7 separate regions of the Mus musculus genome follow, and all the other regions are linked to region 1. A link is a loop called in an ENCODE intact Hi-C map of the cell type or tissue named here. Cell type or tissue: heart. All regions are shown on one strand. Each heading gives the region's core, and the rest is flanking DNA. Links, peaks and the distances in the headings are about the cores only.

Region 1 (4,387 bases), core at 216-4,215:
GGACTCCCATACAAGGAGGTGAGGAAGGGTCTTAGCAGGACGCGTGCAAAAGAACCATCCCGGCACCGAAACTGAGTGGTAAGTGAGGCATAGAGCATTTGCATGACTAACGCAGGGGAAAACCCACCAGAGAGCCATTTCTATTTAAATGCTAAAAATGCAGAAGTGCATCTACTTGGGCCTAACATGGCTTTAAAAGGAAACAACCGTGCCTCTGGAGTTTTCTGGGTGGAGATGGGGGCCTTCTGTAAAGAGAGAGAGAAACCCAGGCCTAGTGACTTTGCATGACTCCTCCTGTAGAGGCCAGGCAACACTCCAGGTCTCAGGGCAGGGGGTCCTTTTCTGCAGAGTCCTGAATTTATAACATTGATTTTATTTCCTTTCATTTACTATTTATATGTAAGAAGCAAGGTCTCAAAGTAACTGTATAACCAAAGAAGACCTTGAATTTTGGATCCTCCTGTATCTATCTCTCCACTATAGACATGAGCCACTACACCTGGGTTATGTGTTATGGTCATACATTCCTAGCCCAACATTGATTTGAGATTTTTTTTTTTTTCCTTGAGAGTCTTATTATGTAGCCCTGGCTGGCCTGGAACTCACAGGGACCCATCTGCTGGCCTCTGCCTCCATAGCTGTGATTGAAGGAAGGGCTATGTGCAGCCTGCATTTCTGTTTTTTAAGACTTATTTTTATTTTTAACGTATGTGTGTCTACACTAAGGCTAGAAGAGAGCATTGAATCCTATGGAGTTGGACTTACAGGCAGTTGTGAAGCGAGTGCTGGGAATTGAACCTGGGTCCTCCGGAAGAACAGTAAGTGCTTTAATCACTGAGCCATTTGTTCCGAGCCCTGGACCCACAAACTAAACTTAAGAACTCTTTGGTAATCAGAAAAACTACTGGACTTCCTTCCAAAAACACTGCACGTCTGCCTAAAAGTTGAAACAGCTCACCCAGTTTCATGAATAACCCTGGATCCTAAAATGTTCTACTTGAGTCAACCCCCAGGTTAAGGACCCCTGGTAGGCTTGAATAAACACATCTTATAACACATGCTGCCTTCAAAGCCTGTTTACAGACGGTGATAAATAAGAAAATAAATAAATAGGAATTCATTGAAAAGAACTACTGCCTTCAAAGACTAGTTAAGTCTGTTTACTAGAGGTGGTATACCTGGGCAGGGTTGGGAAAGGTGATTAGTGAGTCCTTTAGTCCAACAAGCAGTATCCTAGATCCGGGGCTCAAGAGCTTCAAGGCCAGAGAGACAATGGGACTTTGAGGGATTTGTTCTGAAACAGGATTCACTGTAACTCAGGATAGCCTCAGATTCTCTATGTAGCAGAGGCTGGTCTTGACGTTTTGTTTCACCAAACGCTGCAACCACCGTCAAGCTTACCTGTCTCTAAATTGTGGTCTTGGATTGATTCTGACTGAATTTCCCAGACGCGGGTTGTCAGGGCATGATCAAGGGAAACCCAGGCCACAGGTGCAGTCCCTGGGTCACCCAGGAAGAGCTTGCGGAATGTCCTGTCTGTGAGTGCCCTCTGCTGGGAACGCTCGGTCCCGCTACGGGACTGCGGCTGCGCACTGGCACCACGGGGCGGCGCAGACTTCTTGGGTGTAGTGCATAACCCAGCGGACTGCCTAGCCTCGGTAACTCCAGTAATGCTCTCTAATATTGTTCATCGTGCCTTCCCTCCGACCCCTCAGACCCTCTGCTTCTCATCATGACTTTGACCACCAAACCGTACTCTAGGCTCCTAAGGCTAGTCGTAGAAACATCGGAGCACCCGTTGCATATATGAAACATGTTTCTCACGACTGAACCGAGTGTTTCGATTATAATTCCAAGGCAGAAAAGGATGCAGGCACGTCGCGGCAAAGAGAAAATGGACACCTGGGTGGTGAGGAAAAAACGGGAGCGCCCAGAGTCTAGCTCCGCACAGCGACCTCACAGTGTTAAGTGCCCGGTACCCTGGATTTAGCAGGGCCAGCCCACTCTGCAGCAAAATTAAGCAAAGCCAATTCCTCCCTGTGTTGGAGAGTTGGCACCAGTGACGCTCTAGACTTGAGCAAAAGGACGCCTGCTAAAGCGTTGATCAGGGTTGGGGCCCTTGCCTAGCAAGCATGGGGCTCTGGGTTCCTAAGAAAACTGAGCCCAGGATGTGAGCCACGTGGTGGCTTTTGTCCGGTCTTCCCGGGACCACGGGCGCCAGCAGGGGGCGAGACGTTCCTTTTAACCCCGCTCAATTGAAGTTAAAAATAGAAGCTGAGTTCAACTGAAAAGCATGAGACAGCAAACGTAGAGAAACTTGATCAGGCCGATATGAAGTAACATTTCCAAATACGGCAGTAAGGGCATGAGACAGAGCAAACGTGGAGAAACTTGATCAGGTCGATATGAAGTAACATTTCCAAATACCTCAGTAAGGTAAGCAGCTTCGGCAGGAGCGCTGCTCTAGGAAGTGAATGAAAACTTCGAGGTGTAAAAAATGTTAAGTTCCAAGTCAGACATCAAATGAACTTTCAGGGATTAAAATGGTAAATGTTTTAAAGACAAAGACACGCAATATCAATTAGAGTAAACGTTTTATCTGTGGATAAATATTGGAATTCTCCAGCTTTAAATAACAAAATATTACAAGGGAATTCAAAACCATGAACACTAAACAGAGTTTTAAAAAGTAATAATAATAGCCTGAGAAAAACTGTCTCCAACAAAATTCAAGCTGAGAGTATCTCAAATGAATAAAACTTTATACAGAAAAACAAACCAGAACTGGGTGGTAGTAGCACGTGCCCTTACAGTCAGCACTTGGGAGTCAGTCACCTTTCTGAGTTCGAGGCCACCCTGTTCTACAGAGTAAGTTCCAGGACAGCCAGGACTACACAGAGAAACCCTGTGTAAAACAAAACAAACAAACAAAAAAAAACTCACAACCAAACAACCCCCCCCCCGCCAGCCTCCTACATAAAACAGATATATTGGTGATAGCCTGTAATCTAGCACCTCAAAATCAGAGAATGTGAGTTTGAGGCTAGCCTGAACTGCACAACAAGACTCTGTCTCAAAAGAAAACAAACAACAAACAAAAACAAAAAAGAAAAAAAAAAACGCTAACAAATCTAATAAGATGGGTGGGTAGCACCGCCCATCTGAGAGGTAGGGCAGGTAATTAGGAGTTCAAAACTGCCACTTTTTCTCCCCTCCTGTATTTTTATTTATGTGTATATGTGTACACCATGTGCATGCAGTGCCCACCAAAGGCAGGAGAGGGCGTTAGAGTCCTCTGAGACCAGAGTTACAGATGGTTGTGCGTTACCAAGTGAGCCCTGGGAATTGAACCTGGGTCATAGGGAAAACTGAGCCGCCAGTGCTCTTAGCAACTGAATCAGCTCTCTAGCCCCTAACGATATGATAATTTTAAAAACAGACTCTTGAGCTATATAGGCCAGAATAGGGCACTGGATTCCCTGGAACTGGAGTTGCAAACAGTTGTTAACTGAGTGTTCTTAACTACTTAGCTTAATTGAAAAGTGGCAGCAGGAAGATCAGGGGTTTAAGATCAGGCACAGCTACAACTACAGTGTGTTCCCAGTCAGCCATCCCTAGCTACACAGGAAATTGCCTGGGGGGATGGGTTATAATGCTTAAGAGTCTGGTGTAGGTCTGCAGCACAACAAATAAACAAAACAAAGTGGAAAAGCAAAGCAAACAAACAAAAACCTGCTGCCCTCCAGCTGACCAGAGTCACCTGAGAAGAGAAAACTTCAGTTGAGAGATTGCAGGTCTGTGGACACTTTCTTTATTTGAAACAGGGTTTCACTATGTAGCCCTAGCTGGCCTGGAACTTGCTGTGGAGACCAGACTGGCCTAGAACTCATGCGATTTGATCCATAAGAGAAGGCTGAGAGAAAGCTCAGAACAGTGCTAGATGAGACATGCTACTAGCATCTGGTTAGGCAGGGTAGGGGGTAATCGATAAGATGAGATCTGAACTAAGAGACAAAGGAAATGAGCAACAGGTCTACTTCAACCTGAGGGAGGAAACAGAAAGGAACAGAAAATATTAAAATAGCCCTGAGGCGAGAGTGCGCGCCCAGCAGAGCACCCACGGATTCTGTGTGAACTGAGCATACAATAGTACTTTGAAAAACAATCATAAATTCATTAGGCTAAACTGATATAGTCAAATATCTAATTTTACCTTAATAAATTTAATATAAACAACCTCAGAAGGAGGTGACTTTGTAAAAGTGTCACTTCACCCAACTCTCTTCCAAAGCTAGAGTCAGACACTAAGTATTAAGATTTCATCCTTCAGGAGCCGGGCGTGGTGGTGCACGCCTTTAATCCCAGCACTCGGGAGGCAGAGGCAGGC
Region 2 (4,387 bases), core at 243-4,242, 480 kb before region 1:
TTTAGACAGTCTGTAGCGAGTAAGATTACATTTGTTCTAAGAGAAACAGACCTAAGGGACAAAAGGCTAATTGCAAAAGTGCTCTTTTTCAGCTCAGAGAAGCCTTGCTGTATTTTCTTGACAGCATCTTAGTTACCAGACACAACAGAAGGCATAAAAGCTGGTATCAAAAACAATGGGAAACAATCATGCCCTGACACCACCCGGCACGCACACCACTTTGCTCATCAAAAGGCAAGCTTGTTGAAGAAGCAACGGCCTTGTCCACATGCTCATCATAGAGCCTACACATGCCCTTGTGTGGGAACCTTTGTCAGGCTGCGGCTATGGTGGCCTTGTGACCTGCCAATCGGTTGTCCAACCTTCTGATCATCTGGAGTTCTCTCAGCAGTTGCTATCCCCTCTCTCTCCACCAACTCAGGGTGAAGGAGCAGGTAGAACTTTCTGGCAGGAACTTGGAGCATAGGCTGAGTCTTCTGGGGTGAGCAAGAACACAGCAGATACAAGAGATGGTGGGTGGGCTCCCACAGATCTCCAAGCAATCCCAGGAAGCATTTAGCTTATTATTCACTAAACAGTTGTTCCCTGCCTGAAGATGAGAAGTGAAATGACCCAGGATCTTCTAGAACTAAGAGCTGTCATGAGTATCCCGAGAGGAAGGAAAAGCTGAAACCATTACCCCAGACCTGCAAGGGTTTTCCTGTCTTGGGTCCCCTCACTTTCCATTGCTGAGATCACATCAGCCCCCCAAGAGGAAATATTGCTTTAGTGGCTGGCCTCTTGCCATGGCTGAGCCAGGCTAGAACATTCCCAAAGCCTTTACACAACCCTAGAGAAGAACAACTGGACATAAACAAGAAAATGCATGAAACATAAACACAACACAAGCTTGTGAACCACAGTAACAGGGCAAGACACGGGTGGAAGGAATTTTGCGTGTTATGAGTTTTTGTGAATTTATCAAGAGCCATACTTACTCTAAAAGCAATGCATCTGTATTTTGAAGCCTCTATAGTGTACCTTTTGTCTCCTCGTCACACTCTAGTATGTATGCTTTGTATACCATGAGCTGTTCATCTGAGTAATTCTGAGAAGCCTTCCTCCTACTCCTTCCTCCCTTCCCCCACCCCCACCCCTACCTCCTCCAGGATTTCTGCAGATGAGTGCATAGGTGATCAGCTCAGTCATTCAATAAATGTGGGCCTAAGTAGGAGCTGTGGCGCAAGACATTGAGTAATGAGCCATCGTATACCTGGTCTTATCAGGCTCAGTCTGATAGGAGAAACTATCAAGGGTCATTTCCTTAATACTTTATGTCATCTAAAAACTATCAGATTTGACTTAAAAAAAATCAGATTTAGCTGAGCATGGTGGAGCACGCCTTTAATCCCAGCACTCGGGAGGCAGAAGCAGGCAGATTTCTGAGTTCGAGGCCAGCCTAGTCTACAAAGTGAGTTCCAGGACAGCCAGGGCTATACAGAGAAACCCTGTCTTAAAAAACCAACCAGCCAAACAAACAAACAAAAATAAATAAATAAATAAACAGATTTATATGAAAATCCATCTAACAGGCTCGTTAATCTCTGCCAATAAAAAAAAAAAAACAAAACAAAACAACAACAAAAGATCACTATTTAAAGAATTCCCAAAATCAATGATGATAACAGAAAGAAGTGTGCGTGTGAGTGCATCTTCCTGAAGACAGCAAAGAGGAAAATCCCACTTTCTAGAACTGTCAAGACAGGTGATGTCTGTCCTCTGTGCCTGCAATCAGATGACTAAGCGCCCCTGTCAGACCCATCCAAGCTTATGACTCTTAACTCTTTACCATTATCTCTACATCTAACCTGAACTCAGAGTCTATCACCTAAGAGTATTATCTTCATTTCCCTGGGGATGCCACTTCCTCAATCTGCCTCAGCTTCCTCAAAGAAGGCAAAGATAAGACATCTGATGATGTCACAAGTAAACGTGAGCTGAAGCCTGCTGGCCAGCTCTACTCGGAAGAGCATTTCCACTTCCGGAGCAGGGCAGGGGGTACTTACGAGGAATACTACCCATTGATACGTCCTTCAGAGAACAGTCTATGCAGGAGCCAGCCTTCAATTATGGCCCATATGGCATCACTGTCCCATGAGGAAGATACTCAAATTCTTAAGGGTTGGATCTTGCTCAAGGGCCCTGTAGGTCCTCCCTGGGTTCAGGGAGTCTCACCAAGCTTATTCTACTAGATGGGGCAGACAGCCATTGAACTAACTTAAAAGACAGCAAGCACCCATGGGACCCTACAGTTTATTCTAGCACACAGCAGACCTGCTGGTACAGAACTATGTAAACATACATTTCACAGCCCCCAAATTCCTCAAGGCACTTGGCAAAGATCAACTGATACACATGCCTAGACTAATTCCAATAATGTATTCCAAAGGAAACAGCAGGTGGCAGCAGAGGGTTACAGTTTTTCACTCTTTGGCATGGCATGAGAACAGAGTGTGGGGCATAATCACATCTGAGTCACCCCACTGGCCTAGAGATGGCTCGCCACCATTTTGTCATGTGAGTAGTGTAGAGTCCTCTCCAGTGGGCTCTGTGCATTTTAAAAAGAGACTCTCCCAAAAGCCCCAGTCCAAAGCCAGAAGTTTTCCTGGTTTCTGTGAGCCGAGCAGGGCAGCGACTGCCGGCAGGATTGTCCAGATCACACCGGCTCTAGCTATGCATCTTTCATAGCCTGTGACCCAATGTCAGGGCATTTTAGTTCACGGCTTCCTCACAAAGGAGAGGCCCTCAAAGAACATGGTGAAGTAGCGGAGTGCCTGACAAGTGAGTTTCCACAGCAGTGTTTTTGCTCCATTATGTTATCCAAAGCTAGAATGTAGGGGCTGAGAAAGGGAATTAATAGAACCTAAAGCTGAGGTACCTGGCAAGTTAGAGACCTTAGAAAGTCCCATCACAACCAGCAGCTGCTGTAGCACTGGGCTCATGGGCTGACAGAGTTATGATCACTCCCCCACTTGGCCCTGTATCTTCCTTGCCTTACGTAGTACTAGTGTGCATGTTGCAGTTGGAAGGTTTGCATTATAGTGCTGTGCTGGATTTTGCAGGCCAGTCCTTTGCTGAATTGCTTTGCAGGACAAGTAAGTAAGGACTGGAGCCTGCCAGATAGCTCAGTGGATAAGACTACTTGCTACCAAACTTGAGGACTTGAGTTTAATTAATCCCTGGGAACCAAAGGATTAAAGAAGGAGAGAACCAACTTCCACCTATTGTGTTCTGACCTCTACATGCACACTGTGGCATGCAAACATGCAGCACTCACATGCGAGCAGACAGACAGACAGAGACACACACACATTCACTCACACATGAAATACAAGCATTGTGAACTGTCAGTTTATTTCATTACAAAATGGTGCTCTAGTCGGGCTCCTTAGAAACACTTGGATTTAGCTGCTCTGTTTCCATCAAAAAATAAACTGAAACACTTATCTTTTAGAGGAGGGTAGAGGGATGGAGGGGAAGATGGAGGAGGAGGGACGGATGAAGGGGAAGATGGAGGAGGGAGGGATGAAGGGGAAGATGGAGGATTTTGCTCTTTGGTAAAATGAACAAAAATTACTAAAGAAAAAAAAATTGGAAATCTGGTTCCTAAAATCCTAACAGATCTTGCAAACAGATGTACTTGTGGGTTTTCTTTCTGAAAGTTGAGTTGACAGAAAACTGAGCCTTGGCCCTTTACAAGTTACATAACTGAACTTGCAGCATCCACCACTCCTGGGAGAGCCTCCGGAAAGGTGGTGTGGCAGATGGGGACAATATTCTGTGACTTAATGTGTGACTTCAACTTCAGATGTATGAGCTGGGTTTACTTTCCGACAGAAAACATAATCTTGGGGCTGGCTGGGAGTGTGGCTCAATGCCTGCCTAGGCTGTCAGTCACCAGCAATGTGCCCTGGTGTTACCGAAGTCGTGGCACATTCTTGCCATTCCAGTACCAGGGATGTGGAGGCAGAAAGATGAGAACTGGAAGGTCGTCTTCCACTATATGGTGAGCTCAAGGCCAGTCTGTACTACACAAGATCCTGTCAAGAAAGAGAATGAGAGTGGGACAGAGGAAGGAGGGGAGGGGAAAGCAGACAGGCAATGTTACCTTATTCTGCCATCTTCAGGATGAACCGCTCAGCTTTCTTCGTGGAAAGGGTCATGTCAATTTATCAGCTAAGGACAACATTATACTAATCCTTTGAATGTAATAAACAATATCTTTTGGAGAAATACTCCAGAACTCATATCAGCATTTAATTTCCCTCTGTGTATATGTTCAACTACACAAACATGATGTTAAATCATTTAATGCAGGGAATTGACAGCACGGAGAAAACATTTGGGT
Region 3 (4,387 bases), core at 265-4,264, 100 kb before region 1:
TCCCAGCACTTGGGAGGCAGAGGCAGGCAGATCTCTGAGTTCGAGGCCAGCCTGGTCTACAGAGTGAGTTCCAGGACAGCCAGGGCTACACAGAGAAACCCTGACTCGAACCCCCGCCCCCCAAAAAAGGGGAACTTATGTTTCCTTGGTTTTGTTTCTCATGTGGCAATCGCCATGACATAAGGAAACAAACTGTGCCAGTGTCTAGGCGAGGTTTGAAAACACAAAGTTGGAGCACTCACGGTTTTGGTTTTTGGGGATTGTTGTTGTTGTTGCTGTTGTTTTGTTTTTCCCTGTCAGGGTCTCTAGAAGCACAGGCTGGCGTGGCACTCCGTGTAGAGAGCTCCTACCCCTCCCTGTCTACCTCCCAGTGCTGGGACTAAAAGCCTATACCATGCCCACCTTCTGCTCCCTGTTGTGGAAAATAATAAAAAATGTCCTACCCTGAATCCATTCTTGTTTCTTCTTCTTATCTGAGGCACTGATTTCAAAGGTCTTATCAAAGCATTTTATTAGAAAAAGACATTTCTTTCCATCTTTGTCAGGCAGAGACTAAAACAGAAACCATAATTAGTTCTTTAAATTTTTATTCTTTTTGTTTGTATTAGATTATTTTAAAAGCAGCTGAGGGAAGAGAAAAGGAAGAAAGAAAGAGACTTGGTCTGACCTTAGGTGGGACCATGCTTATTCATGGCAAGGTGGCATCTCTGTCACCCACATATGTGGATGCCAAAATGTTCAGAGGAAGATAGGATGTGGCCTCTTGTTGAGGTGGAAATGACTTCCATAGTTCCAAGGAAGCTGGGAAGTGTAGTCCATCAGCAGGAAACTACCATTTTGTTTATGGAGACAGGGTCTCACAACGTAGACTAGGAGGATCTTGAATTCACGACCCTTCAGCCCCAGCCTCCTAAATGCTGGGATTACAGGCATGTGTCACACCACACCTGGCTTAGTTTTCTTCTGATGTATTTCAATTAATCTCTTAACATGTAAGTCTAACTGAAACTCAGTGCCAAAAGAAAAACACCTAAAAATGCAAATGTCTGACTACTAAAGCTGTCCCCAGGCAGCCTCCTGTGTGGTCACAGTGACCTCTGACTGAGATGCCACATCTACATAAGATGAATACAATACCCAGTAAGGACAAGGAGACCCATGCTCTTTGCTTGCACTCTAGCAGTTGAGAGTGTCCCCTGCAGGAACCCTAGAAGGGACAGCACATATAGGAGACCTCTGACTGCTATGGCTTTTTCTTACACCTGAGTTGTTACTGCTGGTGCCCTGTGCTTCTTGACCTCTCTCAAGAGAGTGAGTGAAACGGCAGCGCCTATGAAAATCCTTAGGTCTCAGTTTAGCGGAGTATGAGCACGCCACAAAGTATTAATAGAGCTTTATACCATTTCTATAGTTTGAGTGTGAAGTCCCAGATTTTAATTGTTATTCAACAATACCAAAACACTAGTGGTGGCTAATATACAAATCAAGTCTAAAAAACAAAAAGTAATTTTTTTTGACACAATGTCTTGCCATGTAGCCCTGGCCAGGTAGAGTAGGAAATCCTCCAGCCTCCTGATTGCTGGGTTTACAGATATGTGTCACTTTGCCCCTACAAAACTTCTGTTCTTTAGGACTTTACATCGTTACAGAATTAACAGCTATAAAATATATCACTCAAGGAAGACACGGAGGCCCACACTTGCCATCTTAGTACTGTGTAGAAAGAGGCAAAAGGATGAAGAGTTCAAGGCTACAGCAGGTTTAAAGCCACTCAGACTAGACGAGAGCCTGTCCTCATAAATGCATCATATCTTTATTAAAAATAAAATAAAATAAAATGAAGAGTGGTAGTGCATGCCTATAGTCCCTAGACCTGGGGTAGAAGAGGCAGGAAAATAAGGAATCCGCGCCCATCCTTGACTACATGGTTACTTCAAGCTACACGAGACCCTATCTGACCAAAATGGTCAATTTTCTTCTATTTGCTTTATTTTAAAAGCTCCAGGTCTTTAGTCTATTGATAACTTACAAAATCATCTTACTGCATTTTTTTTTTGCCTTTTTAATGGCTTGATTTTACTCAATGATTCCTTACATACAAATCTCTCAGATTTAATCCTTATACTTTACTCAAAGCATAAAACAGAAAATATATTCGTATTAAGTACACATTTTGTCAGCTGTCTTTAAGTTTTAGTTTAGAAGTCACAGTGACTATACTTTATTTTGGAAATGTCCACTTGGGGATTATTAGAAGGTTTAGTCGGTAAAAGTGAGGCTGGAAAGCCCATGGACAGCAGGGGGCAGCAGAGGGCAGCCCAGGGCAAACTGCAGAGGCCACGCCCACTCACCTCCACACAGCAGTTTTCATCCAGCAGGATGTCTCCTTTCTTATCTTTCAGATCCTCGCTCACATAGTAGGAAATTATGTTGGGTTTTAATACAAACCAGCGCTCAGTCCAGTTTTTCCGTTTGTGACCTTTCTTCATCATGTAACCCTATGACACATTAAACCAAATGTAACACGTGTGCTTTCATGTGTAAGAGCTGACAATCCTCTGACTGTCTTATTTACTCTATTATCTGACACCTGGTCCAAAATATACACGTTAGTGGTTCTCACCTGTGTGGACAATGGACCGGCGTCTCTGAGAATCTGTGCTCCAGAGACGTGATCCCCAGTGAAATCCACATGACCACACACAAAAGCTTTACATGTAAATCTAGACATTTCAGAGTCTCTGCAAGTGACATACAGATAACAGAACCTTTGCTATTAATAAACAGTGAATTTTCCTACACTGCCTCACCTTTTAAGACATTTATCGAAATATTTATAGGTAAACAGACATGTTTGGGAGGCACAGCAAAAGGAGACATAATGGCATGTGGACAGAGACACAGCCATACATCCTTATAATATCAGATCCCTATTCAAGTTAAGCCTTAATCAGTGCTTACTGATGGAAGAAAGAGCAAGGATAGTAATAATCACCTACTGGACAAGGAAAGCACTAAGTATGGAAAATGGAAAGCAGGTTATTTGATATAATAATGTAAGATGTTTGAAAGAGGGTTGGTGAGATGGCTCAGTGGTTAAGAGCACTGACTGCTCTTCTGGAGGTCATGAGTTCAAGTCCCAGCAACCACATGGTGGCTCATAGCCATCTGTAATGAGATCAGATGCCCAATGCCCTCTTTTGGTGTGTCTGAAGACAACTATAGTGTGTGTGTGTGTATATTTTTTTTTTAATGTTTGTTTTTTTTAAAACAGATGTTTGAAAGACGGGTGTGTGTGTGTCTGTATGTGTATATATACATACATACATACATATATATATATATATATATATGCATGCAGCTGGTACAAATCTTAATCCCAGGAGGTAGACTGAGGCTAGCCTGATCTATACAATGAGTTCCTGGCCAGCCAAAGCTAAGGTGAAATCCTGTCTCAGACAAACAGATGTTCTATTTAGTAAGTATTTAGTTTCCTACATGTATATTAGCCACTGTTGAATGCTGAGGGAAAAAAGATATAGCCGTTAAGATAAATACAACTTTGCTATATGAAAGTATCACTTTCTAAAGGTAAAGGTATTTTTCTAATTCTATAAAAATATTGGAAAATCATGTACTTTCTAAAAATATAGAAAAAAATGTATATAAAATTCACCAAAATCACACATTCCGGAGGTGATCACTAGATAACATTTGTGAGCATCCTTCTAGACATCTCTACACATGTGTCATGTTACAAGAGCAGGAGTTACAAGAGCCCACTGTTCTATGGCCTGTTGTTTCCACCGAACAACACACCATGGGCATCTTTCCACATTAGTGGGTACAGAATTACATATGACATAAGGGTACTTTTTAAAAATCATTTGGAAACTTGATTGAACAGTCCCTTCAAAAATAGTAACTTCTCAATTCTTAACTGTACTTCAAAACTGTGACAATAATTCTTTAAAACAAGAGCCTGGGACTAGAGATATAGCTCAACTGTGAAGCACTTGTCTAGAATGCATAATACCTTGGTTTAATCCTCAATATCCCAGCAGGGTGGGCGAATCCTAAAAGTCTAATAACAGAGAAAACAGAAAACTTTATTTTTGTTCTAAATCATTTAAAGAGTATAAGTGACTTATGGAGAGGGAAGGAAGCTATTTGGTCTCAAACATCAGAATCTAAAGATGAGAGAGAAAGTGCTATGGCCCTCTTACCTGCTTCAATACATCTAAAATAAGCTCATTGAAGACTTCGTTAATGGCCATAGATACGGTCTGACGGTCCATGCCCTTGCTAAACTGTCCATTCCCAATTAGCTCAATAAGTTCCCATGCAGAAAGGCCATCTTTATTGTCATCAAAGTTTATTTTGTAAT
Region 4 (4,387 bases), core at 174-4,173, 200 kb after region 1:
ATCCCAGATCTATTAAGCAACAAAGGACATAAGGAAGCAATTTTAGGTGTTTTTACAAGTATATCAAAGTTGGAGGAATTTCTCATAGGTTAAGAGGACCAAGGTTTGATTCTCAGGACCAACATGGCCCCATAACAGATTGTAACTTTTACAGAATCTAATGGCCTTTTCCAACCTTCGTGGGTACCAGGCACCCATGTAATGCACATACATACATGAAGGCAAACACACACATAAAATAAATCTTTAAGTCCTTATGGCCCTCTGGAGAGAGCTCAACACTCAAGATGGATTTTTTTTGGGGGGGGGGTGTGTTCGAGACAGGGTTTCTCTGTGTAGCTTTGGCCTTCATGGAACTCATTCTGTAGACCAGGCTGGCCTCAAACTCAGAAGTCTGCCTGCCTCTGCCTCCAGAGTGCTGGGATCAAAGGTGTGCGTCACCACGCCCAGCTCAAGATGGATTGTTGCTCGGCATGAATACTAGAGTTTGGATTCCAGTACCCATGTCCTCCAAACACCTATGACTTCAGCTCCAAGGGGCACATAGAGACAAAAAAACTCAATTTTTGTTTTAAAATTTAAAAAGATGGTATGAGCCTGTAATCCCAAAACCTGATGCTGAAGTTATGTGAATTTCAGACCAGGACTATAAAATTACATCTTGTTTTAAAAATAAAAAGGAAGAAGGGGGCTGGAGAAAGATGGCTCAGTAGTTAAGAGCACTGACTGTTTTTCCAGGGGTACTGAGTTCAATTCCCAGCAACTACTTGGTGGCTCACAACCATCTGTAATGGAATCCAGTGCCTTCTGGTGTGTCTGAAGACAGCTACAGTGAACTCATATACATAAAATAAATCTTTAAAAAATGTAAAACAAATATCTGGGGAGGAAAATTAATGGACCAGATCCCTGGGAGGTACAAGAAAGCTAGATGGACTCATGAACTCAGAATAGGATTCCACACCTTTAATCCCAGCACTTGGGAGGCAGAGTCAGGTGAATTTCTGAGTTTGAGGCCAGCCTGGTCTACAGAGTGAGTTCCAGGACAGCCAGGGCTATACAGAGAAACCCTGTCTAGAAAAACAAAAAACCAAAACAACAACAAAAAATTACACACCAAAAACAAACCAAAAAAAAAAAAAAAAAAAAAAAAACCCAAAAAGCCAAGAACTAAAGCTCCACAGTAAATGAGGTGTTAGATTGTGGCTCAGTTGATAGAGTGCTTTCCTTGGCATGCACACAGCCATGCATTTAATTCCTCACTTGTGAAAACTGGTCCTGCTTGTTGTAATCCTACCATTTACTAGGTGGAGGCAGAATAATTCAGAGGATGAAAGTCACCCTCAGTACATAGTAAATTTGAGCTCAGCCTGATCTACACTCTGCCAATGGGCTGTGTCCCAGACCTTAATAGACTGACAGGCATTCCTTGTGAGATTTTTCAGTTACTCCTGGTGGACAAGTTGACATAGATGCTCATCCTGTTCTGGGCATGGATTTCTGAATTCCCCCAAACCACACAGATCCTGGAATTCTCTGCTCAGATAGTTTTATGAACTTTTAAAGGAATGAAAGCAGAAAAACAAACAAAAAACCAGACACTCGTGGCTCACAGAGCTTCATTTTGTATGCACTAGTCTCTCATCACATATCATTAAACCAAGTGTGTGGTCCTTCTGAGCACAGTTTCCTGTGCATGAGTGGAAAGGCAATGAAGGTGGCCCTGGGCATAGAAGAAAGGTAGGTATAGATGCTGCCTACCCACTGGCCATTTCCAGCTCTGTGCTAGCAACCAGATGATGAGGGTCAAAGGTGAGAGGAGAATGGAGCAGAAGCACAGGGAAAGCCTTGATGGAAGAGCAGAACAGATGCTGACTTAAGCTCTGCAAATCTGTGTCCTGTCTGAGCCCCACATGCTGGCATATATCCAGCAGCCCTGCTAGGAGCACATGCTCTCTGTGTGAGTGTTGCGGGGGTGGGAGGGTGGGGGGGGTGGGGGGGTGGTGGTGGCGGGGGTGGGGGGTGGGGGGGTAATGCCTCTCTCTTCAGATACTCTACTGCCACCTTTTGGAAGATGGTTACAGTAACTGTGCAAATTAATGGTGTCTACAATGAGACCCATCTGATGAAACAGTCTGTACAAAAGTTAGCAGGCAGCCTATGCTATGTTTTACCCTCAGGGTGTTAGGAGCCAGAGGTACAAATACTAATTTACAACCTGAGGTGAGTTTGATGCCATCCTGAGCAATCTGGAACTCTATCTCAAAAGACCACACAACAACAAATCCTAAAATACTCTGTTATAAGTTGTATGTATTTTCAGATTAGTGATATTTACTATATTTAGTGGGTAGTTCTGAATTGTCTTTCATGATCCATTATGTAACCACTACTACAACCGAGATACATGACAATTCCATCACCCTGTCTCAGAGTCTTTCAGAATCCTTATGTGCCTTATGCCTCTTAACCCCAGCACTCTGGAGACAGAGACAGGTAGATAGCTGTGAGTTTGAAGCCAGCCTGGCTTATTTAGAGTTTCAGGCCAGGCCAGCCAAAGATACATAGTGAGACCCTGTCTCAAAAATGACAAAAATCTTTCAGAGTTCAGCTACAGCTAAATATAGCTCCCTTTGGGATCCGGTCCAAGGCTTTTCATTCTCCCTCACTACGCCATCCGGCCTTTCCCAGGATGCTCTTGTCCCCAAGCTGATGAGAATAACGGTGCTACTGTATTCACAGTCTAAGGAAAAAGGCCGGGTGCAGCACACAAGAGGCCCATCTGGTCTGATTCTGAAAAGCTTTTCAGTCCAGTGGGACATGGGAGGAGGGGAAGGGCTGAGAGGAGCAACTATTAGTGTCTCTTGGGCTTGGAGAGCCAAAGATATTCCTCTGCTTTCTGGGTCCGACCACCCTACCCTACATTAGCCTCCCCCCACACAAACACACTCATTCAAACACATCTACATACACATCTATTTACAAGATCAGTTCTGTACCAGAATAGTCAATCATACAGAAAAAAAAAGGACCTCAGGCATACACTTACATACACACATTCACACGTTCACATACTACTTTGGGGAAGTTGTAACACCGGGTGACGTAACACTTGTTCCTCTTTCTCAGTTCATCCTTTCTTGTTGCAGCATCAGAAGCTGCCTGCGGCTGACCAATTTGGGAGCTTCCTTGCTGCTGCCAGTTATGTGGCTGAAAGGCTAAATAAAAAATGAAGCAGAGGTGGTTGCTGGTTCAGCGAAGGAGCAGACACACAATTGCTCTCCAGGAATCAGCTTTGTTAAGAGAAAGGGCCTCAGCCGGCCGTGGTGGCGCACACCTTTGATCTCAGCTCTTGGGAGGCAGAGGCAGGCGGATTTCTGAGTTCGAGGCCAGCCTGGTCTACAGAGTGAGTTCCAGGACAGCCAGGGCTACACAGAAACCCTGTCTCGAAAAAGAAAGAAACAAACAAAGAGAGAGAGAGAGAGAGAGAGAGAGAGAGAGGGCCTCCATGATGTAGTCAGTGACCAGGCTATGAGGTGGGAGGCCATTAGCACACAAACAATAAACCGGGCAATGCTGGCAGCACTCAGGAGGCAGAGGCAGGCAAATTTCTGAGTTCGAGGCCGACCTGGCTTACAGAGCTAGTTCCAAGACAGCGAGGACTACACAGAGAAACCCTGCCTTGAAAAAACAAAACAACAATAAACAAAAAGAAAAATAATATGGTTAGAGAGAGGACTCATCAGTTGGGAGTGCTTTCTGCTCTTCCAGAGGTCAGGAGTTAGGCCCTTAGCATCTGCTCCAGGCAATTCAATAACTTCTGGCTTCCTCAAGGGCATGCACACATACACACACACACACACACACACACACACACACACACACACACACACACCATATTCGAAACAGTTTAACAGGGGCTTAAACAGGAAAGAGACACTTTTCCTTTAAAACCTGGAGAGGAGGCTGGGTGGCTGGGCAGTGCTGGTGCATGAGACAGCAGCAGGTGGTAGAGGTTAGAGTTTACTAGCCTGGTCTACATAGGGAGTTTCAGGCTAGCCAGAGGTACTGAACTTTTCTCAAGAACTAAGTAGCTGAAGAGATGGCTCAGTACTTAAGACACTTGCCCTTGCAGAGAACCAGGCAGGGTTCAATTGCTAGCACCCAAATGGGTGGCCCACAATTATATGTAATTCCACGTCCAAGGATTTCAACACCCACTTCTGATCTCTGTAGGCACCAGGAACACACATAGTGCATAGACAAAACACTCATCCTATCTTTAAAAAAAAAGTTTCATTAAGAGGTTTAGTTCAGAGTAAGAACAAAAGCGAACCAGATGGAGCTGCCATAAAAAGGATGGCCGAGAAAGGCTCCTCAAAAGAGC
Region 5 (4,387 bases), core at 97-4,096, 470 kb before region 1:
ACTGTAAGAACTTGGTGAGATAAGGTATAGAAAGTGGCTAGAAGAATAGTTGACACCAAGCAAGAACTAAAAAAAGAACTGGTTTCTGGCCCACCCCATCTCTCCTTTCCACCCTTAGCTGTTCAGACAACCTGCTGGTGCTGAACTTTCTAGAAATCGTCTGGTACCCTTGGTTGATTACAAATGGGTGATACCATTCCCACAGCCAGCAACAGTAGCTACAGATTAAAAAAAAAAAAAAAAAAAAGAACTGTGACTATTTCTTAGCTGTGGACAGGTTCAAATCAGCTCACAAAATGACTCAACACCGTTGATAAATGATGTGTTCTTGGCATCAGGAGGCCCTATCCCAATAACCTTCAGCACCTTATGAAGAAAAAAAAAAATCCCGAAGGCCAGTTGAACAGCCTCCAGAGAAGGGCCCGAGGCTTTGTGGTGACCTTTAGTTAATCCCAAGTGCTCCAGCAGGCTGGTCATAAGAGGGTCTCTGTCTGCTCAGAAATGTCTCAAGTCACAGGTTTAGCAATAGGAACGACTCCAGCAGAGCAGCTGTCTGGTTCCTCTCCGGGCTGAACCACCACAGTTCTACTTGCCTTGAATTCCCTGAGGTCATAAGACTCCCTCAGACGAAGGCTAGATGCCTGTTCCCAGCTGCCCCTAAGCCGGTGCCCAACCTGTCTTTGGCGGCTTTGTCTGGTAGGTTGAAGTTCTGCCAGAGTAAGGTTTTGGCTGAAGGGCTCTGTGGCTACGGGACAAACCTTGGCTTAAAGAAAGAACTCGAGTGAGTGGCTTTGAGCCTCTGTCGGTGAGGCCAAGGTGGTCTCTGCTCTTCGCAGTTTCCGCAACCCCTTCAGACCCCCCCCCCCCCAACCCACTGGCACAGCAGTTGCAGGATTGAAACTTCTGATCGTTTCCTCTTTCATGCGTGCCCTGTGCCTCTTCAGTGCCTGGCAAAGTTCCATGCGAATACTTAGCAAGAAGTCCTTGTGGCCAGGATGGTCTGTGCTGCATTTATGATCTACTGGGGCTGGGTGCTCCAGGAAATTGTTAAGATCAAATAGGACACGGAACTGGATGGGACTGATGCTTCCTACAGCCAGAGGCGAGTCTATGTGCTATAGGCTGCTTTCTTCTGAAGCAGGAGCTGCTTCTATCAGGTTGTGTGTAGACTCAGACAAAGGACCAGCGCATTTCATTGTGTATATAGGCTTCTGTAAGGAAGAAAACATCTAGTCCCACGGTCCGGGTTCTGAAATGCCCTTCCCAAACCAAACTGCTTCCAGAAACCCTGAACTAGCTGGAGGTACAGGCAATTCAGCATCTCCAAACGGCTAGCAAAACTTTCAGGAAAGCACAATAATTGGTCTTCAGGGATTGGCTGAGTGAGCCAATTGGCCAGGCCTCCTAGCTAGACAGGTACATGGCGTCACCTTAGCCTCCTAATCTTATAGTCCCTGTGCCCTGGGCCTTCAAGCTTAGAGGCTAGCATTCCTCACTGGATACAGAGGTGACTGAAAGCACGGAGGAAGGAAAGAGGGAGAGAAGGCTAGATAGAAGTGAAGGCAGCATGAAAAAAGGCTTGGGAAAGAGGAAGGAAGAGGAGAACTGGAAGGGGAGACGAACAATGAAGGTCTCAGGCCCTCGGAGGCGCACGGTTCCGGCTGCACGTCCATCCGCCCGCCTCCGGCCAGCAGCTGCTCGCCGCGCAGCGTGTGGGCGCTGAGTCACTGCCCCTGCACAGCAAGCCCGCGTGCAGGTCGGGGAAGGGGGGAGAAGACGAAGGGAGGGGAGCCCAGTTGGCATCTGCAAACTGCTTTTTCCCCCCCTTTCTTTCCTCTTTCATTAAGACTATGTGCTGACTCCCACGTAGAAGAACTTATTAAACCGCACGTACTACTCTACCGCTCTTTGGGGGAGCACGCATGGTGGCCAGCAGGGGGCGCTACAGCCCCGCTTATGGACGTCAGGGCCCAGTGAAGACTTGGGCTGCTAGCTGAGGGTTTCCCAGAGCTGCTGTGCGAACGTTTTGCGGGTCCCCCACCCCCGGTAGCTTTTAACACCCACAGTTGGAGCATAAACTCTACTTAGAAAGCCTTGGATATCAGTTTAAGTCTCCAAAGAGCGCCTTAGCTCAGGTCCAGTGAGCAACCCTATAAAATTGGGAGTATATTGCGCAACTTAAGGAGCCCAGGCTCGCCTATTAGGGCTCACCCTACCCTACCCGGTCTGGTTGCCATGCAAGGAGGTGAACTCGGGTATCTCAGAGAACTCTTGACTCCCTCCCAGGACACGCGCTTTGTGCATCCACATGGACACCAGAGCTCACAACAGGTAAGCCTTGCTTAGAGAGGTTGCTTTGCACCCACAATGCAGTTCAATCTTCCCAAAACAAGAAGCAGAATCTCAGCACTTCCAGGCCGACCCAAACCCAGACCACCATCCTTCCCCAAATGCATGAACCGAGAATGAATCAGCATTGAGACAGTTTATTGGTTTGCTTTTTCCCAGATCACATATTTTATGTAAATAGATTATAGGAAACACAATGTTTTTTCTTCATCCACAGGCGATAATCAGGCGCTCTCCACCTTACACACACACACACACACACACACACACACACACACACACGGAACCAAACAACCTTACACCTTGCTGAGACATTCACGTCTTAAAATAGGGGAAGGTGACAATATAATCACTTTAAAATGCCCTTAATACAATATATAACGTACAAAAATATCTCTATATATTTGAAGTTACAAAAAAAAAAACCTTGACAGCAACAAACTTAAATACTATAGTTACCTTTGGCTGGACAACAAGCATTGCACGTTCCTCGCTAGGTTTTGGAAAGTTCAAGTAGTAATGAGGCTTATGCCCCGTGAGAAACCAGTTTATGAGCGGGCAAGGCAGTGGCTCAGACCCCTGCCCGGAGAGTATCAGCCTGTAAGTCTCGGTTTCTGGCATGAGCCTGGCTTGGTCTTGGGTTCCTCTGCCTCCCCTAGGGGCAGCCAGGCAGATCTCTGCAGGATTGTCTCAGTCCGCCCCGGTGCGAAGTTCTCTGATTCCGCAGGCGCCAACGGGATACTCGCCCGACTGTTCAATGCTGTCACCCGCACCTATATCCTAAAGAGTCTGGAGATGTGCGCCCAGGGGCCTGGGGCTGTGTGTGTCTGCTCCTGGGAGGACTCCACAGTCCGGGACCGGAGGACCTCCAGCAGGGAACGCCGGCGCCGGCGGCCATAGCCTTGAGGGCTGATCTTGTTTCTGGGAGCCATGCCGTCCTTGTCTTTGTCTGTTAGCTGGTAGATCTGGTGGGCCAATTTCTGAAATGTGCAGGTCCCGAAGCGGCATCCATTGCTGCGGGAACCCTGGTTCATGCTCTGGCGGTAGCGTTTGACACGAATGTGGGCTTCGCTCTGATTGCTGTGAAGAAGGAAGGACACCTCATCAACCGGGGCTTTGGTCCCAACCACCTGGGACCGGAGCCATGCAGTACCCGAGGGACCTGGAACCCGTTCCCTCCGCCGGAGCCTCAGCTGCAGTGCAGCCAGGACAATCCCCAGGGTCAGAGTAGTGGAGAGGGCACATCCTCTGCAGAGAGCATAGTTACCTGGCTTGTAGGGGGCCAGTTGTGTTCTGCTCGTCCAGGAATGGATCAAGAGTCTGGGTAGGAACTGTCGTCTCATCAGCGAGTCCCGTAGGGTAGCTGCTGGATGCTTGTAGTTCCCTCTTCCCACGACTTAGCGCCCACTTATTCCACCTAGAAAACACAAGCAGATGCGTTTGGCCTAAGTTCAAGTGATGTCCCAGCCAGCTCCACTCCCTTTGTAACACCTCCAGACCATCTCTCAGTTTTCTCTCATTGCCAGGTATTCAAAGTGAAGAAAGAAAGCACGGCCCAAACTCACTTCTTTCGGAACTGCGAAGGAGTATCTGGCCCTGCAGTGTCCGCGCCTAGGAAAGCGAGTGAACCCAATAACATCAGGGTGATGGAAACCAGCTTCATTCTGTGGCGATGCTCTGATACCCTGGAAAGGAACAAGACACCGAGTGTGAGCAACCGGGCCAGCAGCACGATCCCGTCAGCACGCGAAGGGTGGCGGCAGGACGGGGAGCCGCTTGGCAGCGCTCTTCCTGGCTCAGCTGCTTATCTCCCCCACTGGCGCAGAGAAACACCGGAGATTTTTGCGCTGGCCGGGTGGGTGACAAGCAAGGCAAAGGAAGCCATTGAGAAGTGCCAGGCTTCCAGAGGTTTCCAACTAAAGTCCCAGGATCTCAGCCCAAGGAGGAGGGGGGATCTCAAGAGAGCTCCAGCTGTGCGCATGAGCTAGACCTGGGCAATGAGGTGTTCTCTACATTGGATACCCTAAAGTGGGTTGTT
Region 6 (4,387 bases), core at 209-4,208, 68 kb after region 1:
CTCTGCTTTTGTTCTTAAGAGACAGCTCATTATCCAGGGTCACTTGGTGTCTTCCCCACATCTGGTAGGACTGTACTACAGTGCTCTGTAACTCTTAGGAGATAAACAATAAGATGTGTAAGAGAACCTCCTACAGATCTAAGCAGAATAAAATATGCCTGAGACCTACCACAGACCAAACTTTATAGCTTAGTAACATTAACAGGCAGTTTAAGTATGGTACATCCTGTCGTGATTTAGATTCAACTCTTTTAGAAAACTGGGAAATGTGTTATGTTGCTTTATGATAGGACTTAAGGAAAAAGGAACCAATAAGAAAGAAAAATGTAAGCCTGGCATGGTAGGTAGTCCATGCCTTTAATCCCAAGGAAGCAGAGTGAAGAATCTCTTTTGAGTCTGAGGCCAGCTTACAAACCAGCTAGGTCTACATAGTGAGACCCATCAAAAAAAAAAAAAAAAAAAAAAGGGAGACAGGAAGGAGTGTGTGGAGAATGGGGCTGAATGCTTAGTGGTTAAGAAAATGTGCTTCTAGCTGGGCGTGGTGGCTCACGCCTTTAATCCCAGCACTTGGGAGGCAGAGGCAGGCGGATTTCTGAGTTCAAGGCCAGCCTGGTCTACAAAGTGGGTTCCAGGACAGCCAGGGCTACACAGAGAAACCCTGTCTCGAAAAACCAAAAAAAAGAAAAAGGAAAAAAAATATGCTTCTGCCTGTTCTTTCAGAAGCCCTTGGTTCAGTTCCCAGAATCAATATGATGCCTCAAAGCCCTGTGTAACTACCAAACCCAGTGTCTTCTTTTGGCACCAGCCACACTCACTTACCCACTGCGTCATTTCTAGAGCCCCACTCTTAATGTCTGCTGGCAGAAACGAAAAGAATGTAATTATTTTGAACCATTGACCCTAGGTCTGGTCTCCAGGGAGGCTCCGTAAACGATCCCTAGACTAAGGCTTTTAAGATGCACATGGTATTGTTACAGGTTTATCTATATTACCTTTGGCATCTACGCCTGCCTCCCACCACTGAGGGCTTTCTGATAATCCTACAACTGACAGTCCCCCATTTCTGACCCTACAGCCCTATGCTCTTGTTGGAGGAGGGGTCCTCTCTCTCTCTCCTCCAACAATCCTACTCAGTGCTGACTTAGCTCGACAAGATGACCTTTGTCCTCTTCAGTGATGTGACCTTGCTAATCTGTTTGGGGAGTGTGGGTGCCACTCTGTGGTGGTGGGAATAAGCTAAGTGCTAAGCTAATCTCAGTAAGACTGCTTGTCCTCTGCTCAAGAGTAAGGTTCTGCTGCCTCCAACCAGGATCAAAAGGAGTTAGTTACTCTTTAACAAGGCCTGGCTGCAGTCTCTCCTAGGGCTTCCTGACACTACTGAAGAAGCCAGTCTTTACTGAGCAGGCTCAGAGTATTGGGAGTTTGACTTATCATGACCTTTGCTGCAATGCACAATACCGTGGAAGAAACAATTCATATTGTAAAACTCATCTATCAGCAAAATAATGAGCTACTGCCTAGTCGTCCTTGTCTTGGGGAAGGAAACAACTCTGAGCCCCGTGACATGGAAACACTGCCTGACCAACCACACGGACATCCACCCCTCCCAGCCAAAAGAAAAAAAAAAGATGTAAGAACTTCAAAGGGTGAGGTGGAGAGATGGCTCAGTGATTGGTATGTTGTAGAAGACCTGAGTTCAGTCCCTAACACTTACCAGGCGACCCACGATTCCAGCTTCAGGGGATCCAATTTCTCCTATGGCAAACATACTCATGTGCACAAACTCACACTCAGGCACACATATACACATAACTTTTTTTTTCCTCCAGAGTAGTACCCCTGTGTAATATTTCTGGACTTGCCTTGTAGACCCCCAACCTTCTGAGTCTTGAGGCTTGTAGAAATCATGTGGAGCACAAACTGTATGCAACTGTGCCTTCCCTCTTTGTAAATTTACTGATTAGGGGGACAGAGATATGGCTCAGCAAGAATACTGACTGCTCTTTGGGAGAACCTGGGTTCAATTTCCAGCACCCACATGGTGGCTCACAATCATGTCTGTAACTCCAGTTAAAGAAAAGAGAATGCCGAGGCAGGCGAATTTCTGAGTTTGAGGCCAGCCTGGTCTACAGAGTGAATTCCAGGACAGCCAGAGCTACACAGAAAAACCCTGTCTCGAAAAACAAAACAAAACAAAACAAAAAAGAGAGAGAATGCCATCTTCTGGCCTCCGTGAGCATAAGGCACACATACAGTATACAGACATACATGCAGGCAAAACACCCATAAAAAAAATTAAAAAATTGTGTGCATGTGCTTGTCTGTGTGCATCTGTGTGATTGAGGTCTGGTTATCTGGTTTCACAGTAAGCACTTTTACCCTCTGGGCTGTTGATTTCCTGGGTTTGTAACAGGTTTTGCTGGGGACGTCGACCCTGCCTGGATCTTACCACATAGGCATTAGGCTGCTTTATTGCTGACTTACACTCTTGTTTCTTCAAGTACCTTTGGAGGACTTATTTTTGGGAGAACTCCTTTCTGCTGCTTCAGTTGAGACACACAGCAGCTGAAGTACGTCTTGAAGGAGCATGCTACCTTGCTAGGAGACACTCAATGGATTGGGAACAAAGGACAGCAACCTATGCCCCAAAGGAAGTCAGGACTTCTCAGAACTGTCCGGGGCAGTACTGTTAAGTGCAGCTGGCAGGGGCTGGGATGGAGTGCAGGGCCCTGGAATCTGACTGTAGGTGGAGATGAAGGCTCAGAGAGGCCTGTAGTTTAGGTCTCCATGCATAAGCTCGTGTGTGCCTATGGCAGTGGTTCTGCCACAGAGACCCGTCTGCCGCTGCCTCCCACATGCTGAAAGTAACAGTGTGAGCCACCACTGCCCAGATAAAATAAAGCTTTTAAAAAAACCTTGACTCTTGCTACTAGCAAACAGAAGCTGTCAAACAAGTCATCTTGATAACCTCGGCTACAAGGACTTATCATTCGAGGATACTGAGGCATAGTATAAAATCCATACTGGACATGGAGGCAAAACACCTGGTTGTCCAATTTTGACCTGCCTTGCCTTCTAAAACTGCAACTGCGAAGCCTGGGTAAGCTGGAGACAATAAATCTTAAATTTTCATAAGACTGTTGAATACATATATAGAGAACAGTGCTTGGTCTGTGCCTATATAGATATACTCTTGGCCTGAGTGTACCGGGAAATATATATCTATATGTATTTTTAAAAAAGATTTATTTATTATATGTAAGTACTGTAGCTGTCTTCAGACACTCCAGAAGAGGGTGCCAGATCTCATTACGGATGGTTGTGAGCTGTGGTTGCTGGGATTTGAACTCAGGACCTTTGGAAGAGCAGTCAGTACTCTTAATTAACCACTGAGCCATCTCTCCAGCACCCCATCCCCCAATTACATTGTGGATCCCTGTGCAACATTCCCCAACATCAGACCAATTTAATGAAACAAACAAAAAGTATTGTTTTAAAAACTGCTGTATTCAAAGTCAATAATAAACTTTAAGGTAAATAAGCTTTAAAACAAAAGATTAGGAGCAAAAATAAATAATTTACACAACTCACTAACCCAGTTTTTTGGAGTAAATTCATTCTCAGCCATAGAACTATAAGCCTAGGCCAGACCCGTGGGAAACTCTCATAGTTGATTATCATAAAAAACAGTAGCAAAAAATCAAAAGGCTGATTTTAACAACCCAAATAATGGATATATCTTGTTTTTTGAGAGTAGCTCAGATTAGCCTGGAATTCACTACACAGCCCAGGTTAGTCTCACATTTATGTTCTCCTCCTGCATCAGGACTTTAATGCTGGGATTACAGGCACAAGCTGCCATTCCCAGCTTCAAACACTGGATTTAATGTTTTAATTTAAAATAACCAAACTTTGTAATTTTATACATAATCCAATGTAATGCTAAAATAATCAGCATTTTAGCTTGAAGAAGTGTTATATAACAGGGATGGGGCTCTATAAATGAGGTCTTCAAACCTTGAAATCCAAGTAAACATGGGTGTGTATTAGGACAAACAATCCAGACATTAACTGGAGGGACAGCTGAAGGCTTGCATCCTTTATTCTGTGATGGCTTTGGAGTTATGATTGTTTCACATGTAGAACCTTCAGCACATTAGATACAGCCGTGTTTTTCACAGTAAGTTAAAAGCGCATCTTGACTGTGTTCAGACCCTGCTGATCTTATGGGTGGATTTCAGGAATTTGCCATGTGGTCAAGAGTAGCATGAAGAACTGCTGCAGAGCCCTCATTTCATTCTTCCTCGTACACAATGAATCACGTTGGGATTTCATTCCGGGGCTATGTACACAAAAGTGTCAAGAAGAAAATGTTCTCTACTCTTGC
Region 7 (4,387 bases), core at 98-4,097, 53 kb before region 1:
GCTGTACTCGGTAAGGAGGCGTAGGGGATGGCTACGTGTTTGAGGCCACTCTGGTCTGCACAGTGCATTCCAGGACTACAGAGCAAAACTCTGCCTCAGGAGGGGAAGAAAGAGAAAGAGGAAAAGGGGAGGTGAAGAGAAAGAGAATGGGAGGGAAAGGAAGGAAGGAAGGAAGGAAGGAAGGAAGGAAGGAAGGAAGGAAGGAAGGAAAGAAGGAAAGAAGGAAGAAACCCTAATACTGAAGGTTCGGTTTAGCCACTGGATGACACTGAGACTCCAGACACTAAGCATATTTCACAGCCTTTACTCTGGGCTACTCTGTTATTTCCAAGTGCCTAGTTTTATAATCCTCTTTTTCTTTTAGGTTGCATAGTTGGTTAGTTAGTTTATTTGCTAGTGTTACAAATAAGAACCACCACACCTTGCTCCTACAGTGTCTTTTTTTTTTTAATCCTGCCCTGAATGTCATTCATCATCACTTACTTGTTCAATGTCTTACTAATTTCTCAGGTTCGTCCTATTTAGTTGGGAGTGAAACTATTAAATGAAGATCAGTAGGCACAAGTCATCTGGGGTCAGTTGGGAAGATGGGTGGTTACTACATAGATGGGGGCAGAATCTTGGCTTTCCCATTTAGATGACTAAATATGAATAAATATGAAGTTTCATTTCCTTGCTTGTAAAATGGAGTGGAGTACTATTATTTATCTGGAGTACTATTAAATAACATGATAGTTAAATGATTAGCATGATTAAATAAACATGATAGTAGAGTGCTATTAAAATAATGTGAGGCTTAAATGAAAACCTAGTGTGGCACACACTATCACAATATGGCTCATATAACGGATTTGTCCTATGGCAATTTAGCCAAACTACAATTTAGTTCCCTAAAATTCCACCCACCCCCCTTTTTGACAGTTTTTCACTATGTAGCTTTAGCTAGGGTTGGGGGAACTTCCTATATGGACAAGGGCCTGGCTGGTCTCCAACTCATAGCCCTTTTGTCTGCCTCTGCCTCTGCCTCTGCCTCTGCCTCTGCCTCTGCCTCTGCCTCTGCCTCTGCCTCTGCCTCTGCCTCTGCCTCTGCCTCTGCCTCTGCCTCTGCCTCTGCCTCTGCCTCTGCCTCTGCCTCTGCCTCGAGTGGTAAAATTAAAAGTATACATCACCACACCTAGCCTCCTCCTGAAAATTAAAAAAAAAAATTCTTTATATTTACATGTGTGTGTGTGTGCTTTATGTGTGCAGGTATCCAAGGAGACCATAAGAGGGTATGATATCTCCCTGAAGCTGGAGCTACAGGCAGTTGTGAGCTGCCACCATGGTACTGGGAACCAAACTCAGATCATCTACAAGCACAGTACACACTCTTAACCACCACCACCGAGCCATCTGGCCAGGCCTCACAGGGAACACATTTCAAGTTCTAGCACTCAGGAGACTGAAACAAGAAGATCATCAAATTCAGGGATAACTTGAGCTGCATTGTGAGGTCAGGGCCTGTCTGAGCTATATAGAAAGACCCAACCTCAAAACATGGAGGGAGAGAGGGGGTGGGGAAGTTAAGCCTGTCTCTTCCTCCCAGCCCCATGCTCAAAGAAATAGACTCAGATTCAAACATATTTACAGCCTTTAATCCCAGCACTCGGGAGGCAGAGGCAGGCGGATTTCTGAGTTCGAGGCCAGCCTGGTCTACAAAGTGAGTTCCAGGACAGCCAGGGCTACACAGAGAAACCCTGTCTCAAAAAACCAAAAAAAAAAAAAACATATTTACAAATATCTTGGCCATATCACTAGGCTCTTCTCTGACTGGAATTATAATTTACATTATCCCGTTATTTTCATCTACTTTCTGCCACATGGCTGGTTATCTGTGCTCAGGTACTGAGCGTTAGACTACTCACATCTTCTCAGGCAATGCCTAGCTCCACCGCAGAATTCTTTCTACCTCCCAGATGTCCCACCTTCTATTCTACCCTTTCCTATAGGCCACGGGTTTTTTAATGGACAGGTGATGCATCCATGCAATACACAAGACAGTCTTTCTACAGAGGTGAAAGAAGAAGGTAAGGGAAAGAAAGAATAAAGCTGGTGATAGTGTCATCCCCAAAATTCACATGCTGAAGTCCTAGCCCCCAATACTTCAGAGTAAAATCACATTTGGAGATGGGGTCTTTTTAGAGATAATTCTGATCTGATATGATTGGTGTCCACATAAACAGGACGAATTTGGACATAAACATGCCCATGGGAAGAGCACCATGCAAACAGAGTCACATGCTTCTACATGCTAAGGAACACTAAGGAGTTGAGCAAACAGCCAGTAGCTGAAAGAAGGCAGACGACAGAGTCACATGCTTCTACATGCTAAGGAACACTAAGGAGTTGAGCAAACAGCCCGTAGCTGAAAAAAGGCAGGCGACAGAGTCACATGCTTCTACATGCTAAGGAACACTAAGGAGCTGAGCAAACAGCCCATAGCTGAAAGAGAGACATGGAATACATCCTTCCTCACAGTCCTTAGCTAGAACCAAGCCTGCAACAACCTGGTATTAGACACTTCCCACCGCCTACACCCACCACCCACTTCCATTCCCCCAGCCCCCACCCTTATTCTCCCAACGCCTAACACTAAATCCCTCTTGCTTAATGCTGCACTAATATGGTTTAAGGTACTCATTCTGGGATACTTCATTACAATACTTCTAGAAGCAAACTAATAAGGTCTTATATAAAGACAACACCGGTTACATAGTGACAGAAAGCTCCACAACACTGTTGCCTGGAGTTACAAAACTTAGACTAAGAGGCTGGCCAGATGGCTCAGTGGGTAAAAGCATTAGCCACCAACTCTGAATCCTGGAAGGCACATTGAAAGGAATGAGTCAACTCCAGAAAGCTGTCCTCTGTTGGTCCAAATATTCACCATGGTATATGTGTGCCCACACACATACATACTAGTGTACACACATGCACCAAATAAATACGTGTCTTTTTTTTTTTTTTTTTTTTTTTGGTTTTCGAGACAGGGTTTCTCTGTATAGCCCTGGCTGTCCTGGAACTCACTTTGTAGACCAGGCTGGCCTCGAACTCAGAAATCCGCCTGCCTCTGCCTCCTGAGTGCTGGGATCAAAGGCGTATGCCAGCACGCCCGGCTATATGTGTAATTTTTGAAAGTTTAAAAATAGAAAGGAAGCTAGGAGACTTTGTCATACACCTTTAATCCCAGCATTGGGGAGGAAGATCCCTGTGAGTTTGAGGCCAGCCTGGTCTACAAAGCTGGTTCCAGAACAACCAAGACTATCCAAAGAAACTCCATCTTGAAAAAACAAAATTAACTAAATAAATAATTAATTTGATTATGATTAAGATGAATTTTAGTTAAATGATTGAATAAAATAGAATATGCTCATTTAAAAATACTTTAAGAGGATTTGAGCACAGACAGGAACCTGCATGAGTGGATAGTGCCAGGCATAGGGTATGTTCCTGTGACTTATTGACCAGGAAAGACCCAGAGTACCTTCTCCACAAACAGAATAGACTATGGCTATGACTCCTAGTTGCCCACTAGAAGTAGACTGCAAGATCCTATTACTGCAGCTCTGCTGCTGCAGAACAGAGAAATCAAGCTGGAACTAATCTGAGAGTTTCCTCCCTGTTCACTAGACTTGATAGTGCCAGAAGGTGTGCGGACCTCTGGGGAACAAAGCCACAAAGGAAAGTACTCAGCAGCAAGTCTTGCATCTTAGTTACTGTTTTATTGAAAAGACCCCACAACCAAGACAATTCATAGAAGAAAGCACTTAACTCAAGGCTTGCTTACAGTTGCTAAGGGTTAGTTCATGATCTTCATAGCAGGGAACATGATGACAAACAGTCAGGCATGGCTTTGGAGCAATAGCTGAAAGCTCACATCAGATCTGTAAGTTGCAGATAAAGACTGGATCTGACATGGGCTTTTGAAATCTCCAAGCCCACCTCCAGTGACACACCTCTTCCAACAAGGCCACACCTCTTAATCCTTCCCAAACAGTTCCACTAACTGGGAACTAAACATTTAAATATATGAACCTATGAGGGCCATTCTTATTCAGAACACCACACCCTGTATTCTCCAATACTGACTTGTCAGGTAAGAGGAACAGTGTTGTAGGTTGAGAGACCTTGCTTCAGTACATAAAGTGGAGAGTGATCAAGAAAGACAGCTAACATCAACTTCTGGGCTGCACACTCACGTAGACTCTCTCTCTCTCTCTCTCTCTCTCTCTCACACACACACACACACACACACACACACACACACACACACACAACTGGCAAGCTCAGAAATAAAGCTGCCTCTAATCCTTAGTCTTTGCCAGCAAAAGACAAAAGCCTCTCCAAG

The links. Hi-C counts contacts between places; a loop is a spot of excess contacts. Peaks named below come from ENCODE experiments on the same cell type or tissue, not always from the same donor. Only the 100,000 strongest peaks of a DNase experiment are listed, where the experiment ranks them.
Region 2: a loop joins it to region 1, with 2.4 times the contacts of the local background. A loop is called at or near these places in 11 of 42 quality-filtered maps.
Region 3: a loop joins it to region 1, with 9 times the contacts of the local background. A loop is called at or near these places in 40 of 42 quality-filtered maps.
Region 4: a loop joins it to region 1, with 4 times the contacts of the local background. A loop is called at or near these places in 3 of 42 quality-filtered maps.
Region 5: it touches region 1 in a loop (3-fold over the local background); 27 of 42 quality-filtered maps call a loop at or near these places.
Region 6: it touches region 1 in a loop (11-fold over the local background); 5 of 42 quality-filtered maps call a loop at or near these places.
Region 7: a loop joins it to region 1, with 3 times the contacts of the local background. A loop is called at or near these places in 16 of 42 quality-filtered maps.

Annotation. Positions count from the first base shown.
Region 1 is chr7:110,162,146-110,166,532 of GRCm38, reverse strand. No RefSeq gene overlaps it. Among named protein-coding and RNA genes, the nearest start is that of Wee1, 42 kb to the right of the region's middle. RefSeq lists an enhancer at 212-3,724. In heart, for the core only: CTCF peaks have their summits at 2,229 (motif pointing right) and 3,288 (motif pointing right); DNase peaks (open chromatin) are centred at 1,572 and 2,212; H3K4me3 peaks cover 1,236 bases; H3K27ac peaks cover 3,322 bases.
Region 2 is chr7:110,643,630-110,648,016 of GRCm38, reverse strand. No RefSeq gene overlaps it. Among named protein-coding and RNA genes, the nearest start is that of Gm28863, 15 kb to the right of the region's middle. In heart, for the core only: a CTCF peak has its summit at 2,437 (motif pointing right); a DNase peak (open chromatin) is centred at 2,586; H3K27ac peaks cover 509 bases.
Region 3 is chr7:110,263,947-110,268,333 of GRCm38, reverse strand. Swap70 (SWA-70 protein) reads right to left here. Exons shown (of 12, transcript NM_009302.3): 4 at 4,227-4,387; 5 at 2,352-2,498; 6 at 444-552. Among named protein-coding and RNA genes, the nearest start is that of Gm32861, 22 kb to the left of the region's middle. In heart, for the core only: no CTCF peak of the experiment used is centred there; a DNase peak (open chromatin) is centred at 2,333.
Region 4 is chr7:109,966,721-109,971,107 of GRCm38, reverse strand. No RefSeq gene overlaps it. Among named protein-coding and RNA genes, the nearest start is that of Dennd5a, 8.5 kb to the right of the region's middle. In heart, for the core only: a CTCF peak has its summit at 2,115; DNase peaks (open chromatin) are centred at 1,877 and 2,737.
Region 5 is chr7:110,627,904-110,632,290 of GRCm38, reverse strand. Adm (adrenomedullin) reads right to left here. Exons shown (of 4, transcript NM_009627.2): 2 at 3,915-4,034; 3 at 3,617-3,766; 4 at 2,471-3,429. The coding sequence starts at 4,012. The coding sequence ends at 3,123. Gm28863 (a long non-coding RNA gene) reads left to right here and starts at 1,385. Exons shown (of 3, transcript XR_003946665.1): 1 at 1,385-2,331; 2 at 3,876-4,387. In heart, for the core only: CTCF peaks have their summits at 1,915 (motif pointing right) and 2,996; DNase peaks (open chromatin) are centred at 630, 1,850, 3,070 and 3,340; H3K4me3 peaks cover 3,092 bases; H3K27ac peaks cover 3,414 bases; H3K27me3 peaks cover 1,428 bases.
Region 6 is chr7:110,094,496-110,098,882 of GRCm38, reverse strand. It overlaps Zfp143 (zinc finger protein 143), which reads right to left. Exons shown (of 16, transcript NM_001374618.1): 16 at 3,489-4,387. Among named protein-coding and RNA genes, the nearest start is that of Wee1, 25 kb to the left of the region's middle. In heart, for the core only: a CTCF peak has its summit at 2,234 (motif pointing left); no DNase peak of the experiment used is centred there; H3K27ac peaks cover 1,284 bases.
Region 7 is chr7:110,215,091-110,219,477 of GRCm38, reverse strand. No RefSeq gene overlaps it. Among named protein-coding and RNA genes, the nearest start is that of Swap70, 4.4 kb to the left of the region's middle. In heart, for the core only: no CTCF peak of the experiment used is centred there; no DNase peak of the experiment used is centred there.